2 separate regions of the Homo sapiens genome follow, and region 1 is linked to region 2. Evidence: read pairs that join two places in POLR2A ChIA-PET (ENCODE). Cell type or tissue: B cell. All regions are shown on one strand. Links, peaks and the distances in the headings refer to the core of each region. The heading gives the core; the rest is flanking DNA. Region 1 has its middle 9.2 kb from the start of IFNGR2. Region 2 overlaps SYNJ1 (synaptojanin 1).

Evidence for each region. ChIA-PET counts read pairs that join two places held together with the same protein. Peaks named below come from ENCODE experiments on the same cell type or tissue, not always from the same donor. Only the 100,000 strongest peaks of a DNase experiment are listed, where the experiment ranks them.
Region 1: POLR2A ChIA-PET joins it to region 2 with 6 read pairs; 3 of 35 experiments call an interaction of 5 or more read pairs at or near these places.

The regions. Positions count from the first base shown.
Region 1 is chr21:33,392,720-33,395,634 of GRCh38, reverse strand. No RefSeq gene overlaps it. Among named protein-coding and RNA genes, the nearest start is that of IFNGR2, 9.2 kb to the left of the region's middle. In B cell, for the core only: no CTCF peak of the experiment used is centred there; DNase peaks (open chromatin) are centred at 680 and 1,138; H3K27ac peaks cover 408 bases.
Region 2 is chr21:32,715,582-32,718,496 of GRCh38, reverse strand. The region is part of intron 2 of SYNJ1 (synaptojanin 1); the gene reads left to right. Among named protein-coding and RNA genes, the nearest start is that of SYNJ1, 11 kb to the left of the region's middle. In B cell, for the core only: no CTCF peak of the experiment used is centred there; no DNase peak of the experiment used is centred there; H3K27me3 peaks cover 1,889 bases.

The sequences.
Region 1 (2,915 bases), core at 156-2,655, 680 kb before region 2:
AAAAACAGTTGTTATTCTTACTCTCTTTCTTTGCAAACATACATATGAATACCCTTTCAGATACTCTTTACCTTGTTTATTGTGACTCTCTTTGCTTTCAAAAAATACATTTGAATCTTTTTTCCAAACATGTATTTTGATTTGATTACTGTTACTTTTCGGGTTTGGAAAGTGTGTACTTGAACCTCTTGTAAATCTTGTATTCTCTGAGTTTGTTCACCTTCAAGAGCATGACTTCCTCGTGTGTGTGTGTGTGTATGCATGTGTATACGTGTCTTGGGAAGGGCTTGGTCTTTGGCTATGCCAATATGTAAAAAAAGAGCCCATAGGCCGAGCGCAGTGGCTCACACCTGTAATCCCAGCACTTTGGAGGGCCGAGGCAGTGGATCTCACGAGTTTGAGACCAGCTGGCTAACACGGTGAAACTCTGTCTCTATTAAAAGTACAAAAATTAGTCGGGTGTGGTGGTCCATGCCTGTAATCCTAGCTACTCGGGAGGCTGTGGGAGGATTGCTTGAAGCCGTGAGGCAGAGGTTGCAGAATCATGCCACTGCACTCCAGCCTGAGCAACAGAGCGAGACTCTGTCTCAAAATACATAAATTAAATAAATAAATACATAATTTTTTTAAAAGAGCCCATAAAACAGAGATGTGAGAAACAGAAGTGAAGATGTCACCGGCTTCTGCCTGATGGGTGCTCATTTTATGTAGATTGTTAAGGAAATAGCAACAGTCACTATCTCAAAAACACCTGTGCTGGGCCGGGCAAGGTGGCTCACGCCTGTAATCCCAGCACTTTGGGAGGCCCAGGCGGGCTGATCACGAGGTCAGGAGATCGAGACCATCTTGGCTATCACGGTGAAACCCGTCTGTACTAAATATACAAAAAATTAGCCGGGCGCGGTGGCGGGCGCCTGTAGTCCCAGCTACTCAGGAGGCTGAGGCAGGAGAATGGCGTGAACCCGGGAGGCGGAGGTTGCAGTGAGCCGAGATAGCGCCACTGCAGTCCAGCCTGGGCGACAAAGCAAGACTCCGTTTCAAAAAAAAAAAAAAAACACCTGTGCTTGCCTTGCCACAGCAGAACCACACCGTAGGAATCAGTCTCAGTGAATCCAGTCCCGGTTTTGCAACCATACAGAAGTTGCCAGTCAGCGTTTCTGGTGACAGAACCACATTGCCACACTGAAGGGGTGCAATACTAGCCACAAATGAAGAAACTCGATGTTTTCACTTTCTTAGGAAGCCTGCCTGGGAGCACATGGGTGGCTTCCAAGGGGTTTTGAAATGCTGGGGCCACACTAAGGGACTTCACCCTTCCATGTAGGACTCTCAAGATGCAGGGAACCAGGCTGAGGATGCCCAGCTCAGAGATGGGTGGGCCAGTCTCTTTTGCCAGTGCACCCCATGGAGGTCTGGCCGGGCCCCCAGTTCTTGGAAGCTGGATTCGTTTCCTATGGCTGCGGTAATGCATCCCCCCAAACTTAGTGGCTTAAAACAAAAATTCATTCTCTTATAGTTTTAGAGGTCAGAAATCCCAAATGGGGCTGGGTGCTCATGCCTGTAATCCCAGCACTTTGGGAGGCTGCGATGAGAGGATCACTTGAGTCTAGGAGTTGAGAACAGCCTGGGCAACACAGCAAGACTCTGTCTCTACAAAAAATAAAACATTAGCCAGGCGTGGTGGTGGGCACCTGTAGAGGACTACTCAAGAGGCTGAGTTGGGAGGATCACTTGAGCCCAGGAGTTTGAGGCTGCAGTGAGCTATGATTGCACCACTGCATTCCAGCCTGGGTGACAGAGTGAGACCCTGTCTATAAAAAAGGAAGGGACATCAGTTCCATATAACCCAAAGCCTGGGTAACAGAATGAGACCCTATCTATAAAAAAGAATAGGAAAAGAAAGGGAGGGTGGTGGTGCATGCCTGTAGTCCCAGCTACTAGGGAGCCTGAGATAGGAGGATCTCTTGAATCCAGGAGGCAGAGATTGCAGTGAGCCGAGATGGTGCCACTGCACTGCAGCCTGGGCAACAGAGTGAGACTTTGTTTCAAAAAAAAAAAAAAAAAAGGAAGGAAGAAAGAGAGAAACCCAAAATGGATTGGCAAGGCTGTGGTCCTTCCAGAGGCTCTGGGGAGAATCAGTTCCTTGCCCTTTGCAGCTTCTAGTAAGGCTGCCACATTCCTTTTTTCTTTTTTTGAGACGGAGTCTCACTCTGTTCTCCTGGCTGCAGTGCAATGGTGTGATCTGGGGTCACTGCAAACTCCGCCTCCTGGGTTCAAGCGATTCTCGTGCCTCAGCCCCCTGAGTAGCTGGGATTAGAGGCACATGCCACCAGGCCTGGCTATTTTTTTTTTTTTTTTTTTTGTATTTTTAGTAGAGATGGGGTTTTGCCATTTTGGCCAGGCTGGTCTTGAACTCCTGACCTCAGGTGATACGCCCGCCTTGGCCCCCCAAAGTGCTGGGATTACAGGCGTGCGCCACTGCGCCCGGCTGCATTCCTTAACTCATGCTCCCTGCTTCCATCTTCAAGCCATCTTCAAACCACCCTAATCTCTGCTTCCATCCCCACCCCTCCTCCACGGACCCTCCTGCCTGCCTCTTCCCCATGCAAGGACTGTTGTGATGACATTGGGCTCACCCAATAATCTAGGATCATCTTTCCGTCTCGAGACCCTTCGCTTAGTCACATCTGCCAACTCCCCTTTATCATGGAAGGTAACATATTCGCAAATGTTGGGGGTTAGGTTGTGGACATCTCTGGGGGTCATTATTCAGCCTACCATAGGGGCTACACAGAATGACACTGGACAGATAGGTGGCAGCTCTCAGCGTCTGGACCTTGGACTCTTTGCCCCACTTCCATTTTGGCCTGTCCCCTTCACCCCTGCCCAGCGTGAGTGCGTGTGCATACACACAC
Region 2 (2,915 bases), core at 134-2,633:
GTTGCAAAAATTCATTTTCTTTTTATAAATACCTTTGGAAGGTGCATATTTATTTTCTTTCTTTTTTTATGTGCCCCTGTAGTCTGAGGAATGTACGTATTTAATAGAAAGTAACTTAAATGTCAACTCTTTAAAAAGAAAATCAACCAAACTTTTTTATTCTGGGTTGGTAGTAGGATTGACCTAGGGTCAAACCAGTAGTTAGTTCTTAAGTGCTTTCATTTCTTCACCACTTAACTTTGCTATGAGGAAATAAAAAGGAAAGGCAGAACTTCCACTCTCACTGAATAGTAAAAACTCTGTGGCTTTTTATTACATCATCTCAGGTCTATCAGATGTTCTAACTTGTCCTATAAAATATACGTAACTCAGGACTATAACGGGAGCTTCTGACCATAGTGGAGTAACAGGAACTAGATTTACCCTCCTACCTTAAGTAACAACAACAAAATGAACAAAATACATGGAATGATTTGCAGACCTTGAACAAAAGGCAGCACAAGATGCTGACCCCTGAGAGAAGGGAAACAAATGAGGTGGGTTTTATGAATGCTCCAGCTTACTGCCTGGAGAGCTTCCAGGCCACAGCAGCAGAAGAGTCACTCAAGCAAAGCTTGACAGGATTCCTGAGTAGGGAATATGGGGAGGCCAAGGCAGCCAGAATCTCAGGGCTGTGTACTAGAGATGAGACAGTTGCACAAAGAGCTCCAGAGATCTGTAGAGGACTCCGTTTGAGACTTCAGCTCAGTGTTGATCGGTGCCAGTGTGTAAGGAAACCATTTGAGGCAGGGAAAGAATCACCAAAAAGGAGTAGGCAGAAAAATTTCTGGAGCTCACACAGGGCTGGGAATAGTTCATGTTTAACAACTAGAGTGGAGAAGTCCTGCATGGAGAATTAGGTTGAGTACTGCAAAGGGTATACTGCTTCAGTAAAGGGGCAAAGTAGTCCTAGACTAAATTCCACTCCAGCCCTCCCTAACAAAGCTTAAAAGCAAGACCCAAAGGGATGCCACTGTTTCCAAGTAACCGAACTTCCAAATAACTGTATCCCAGAACGAAGTTTAAGAATATTTATAGGAATATAGGAAAATATACCTCATAAGGAGCAAAGTCAAATGTAGAAACAGATGCTGTAATAGACAAGGACATTAAAACAGCTATTGTAAATATACTCCATATGTTCAACAAGTAGAGGAAAAAATGAACCTGTTAAGACGAGATATGAAAAATGTGAAAGAGGCCAGGCACGGTGGCTTACACTGTTAATCCCAGCACTTTGGGAGGCCGAGGTGGGCGGATCACCTGAGGTCAGGTGTTCAAGACCAGCCTGGCCAACATGGTGAAATCCCATCTCTACTAAAAATACAAAATTAGCCGGGCGTGGTGGCAGGCACCTGTAATCCCAGCTACTCGAGAGGCTGAGGCAGGAGAATTACTTGAACCCAGGAGTTGGAGGTTGCAGTGAGCCAAGAGCATGCCATTGCATTCCAGTCTGGGCAACAGAGCAAGACTCCGTCTCTAAAAAAAAAAAAAGTGAAAGACCCAAATTAGACTTCTAGATGTGGTAGGGATTACTATATTAGACATTGTAGAAGAAATGATTGGCAAACTTGAAGACATAGTAATAGAAACTGTCCAAAATAAAATACAGAGAGAAAAAAGGCTAAAATAAATAAATACACAGAGCATCAGTGAACTGCAGGACGACTTCCGGTGACCCAATATACATGAATATGTGGATCCCAGAAAGAAGTTGGTAGGGAAGAAAAACACTTGAAGAAATAATAGCTGGCACTTTTGCAAATTTCATGAAAGCTATGAATCCACATATCCAAGAAGCTAAATGAACATAAAGCAGAACACTATACCCAAATACATGATCAAGTTACTGTTTACCAGTGATACAGAGAAGATCTTAAAAGTAGCCCAAGGAAGAAAAGACACACATTTACAGAAGAGTGAAGATAAGAATGATAGTAGACTTTTCTTTGCAAGCAATCCAAGCCAGAGGACATTGGGAACATCTTTAAAGTACTGGAAGGAAGAAACCAAACCAAACCATTCACCTAGAGTTTTGTACCCAACCACAAATGAAGATGTAAAGACTTTTCAGACATTCGAAGGTTGAAAAAATATGAGCTAATTATAATGACTAGCAGTTTAATATTGTAGTATTACCTTTCTTAGTATCCAATACCAACATTTTCAAAACTTTTGAGATTATAAAGTCTGAATCAGTGAAATTTTGAAAGAAGCATACAAAGTGAAAGAAGCAATAAAGAGTGGAATGGGCTAGTGCAATTGTTTAGCCTTGTTAGAGTATCAAAAGGAAGTATAGTTTTAAAAATTGTGCATGATTTTTACTGGTGACAATTAAAATTTGCTTTGAGTGTTTTAATGGTTGTTAATAAGAATTTGTATTTTATCTTTTTCCAGCTTAAATAGAGTTTATAAATATAAGCCATTGCTGATCAGTAGTGTTACGTATGTGAGCACATGCATTCACATTGGGTTGCATTTCATAGCTACTGAACCAAATGATGAATGATTTGGCACTTGGAGAAAATAAATTTGGCATTTGGAGAGATATATAAATTCTTCTTGGTTGGATACTCATTACTTCCTCAGTTCAGAATGAAAAAATTTTAGACCCTTGAAATTCCTGGATAATTCTGGGCCAACTGAGTCAGTGAAAAGAAAAAAATTAAAAAAAAACTTTATTGTCTCAAAACATTAAATATTTCTATATGTTAAATGTACTTATTAAAATTTTGTGTTTCTATTTCATTATAGTCTTATTTAACTTTTTATATATAAAGGTGTGTTTACTTATATAACTAGCTCTTAGCAATAAATATTTATTATGAGTTATGTTTCATTCTGTTCACTAGTGGACCATAGGATTGCTGTAATCT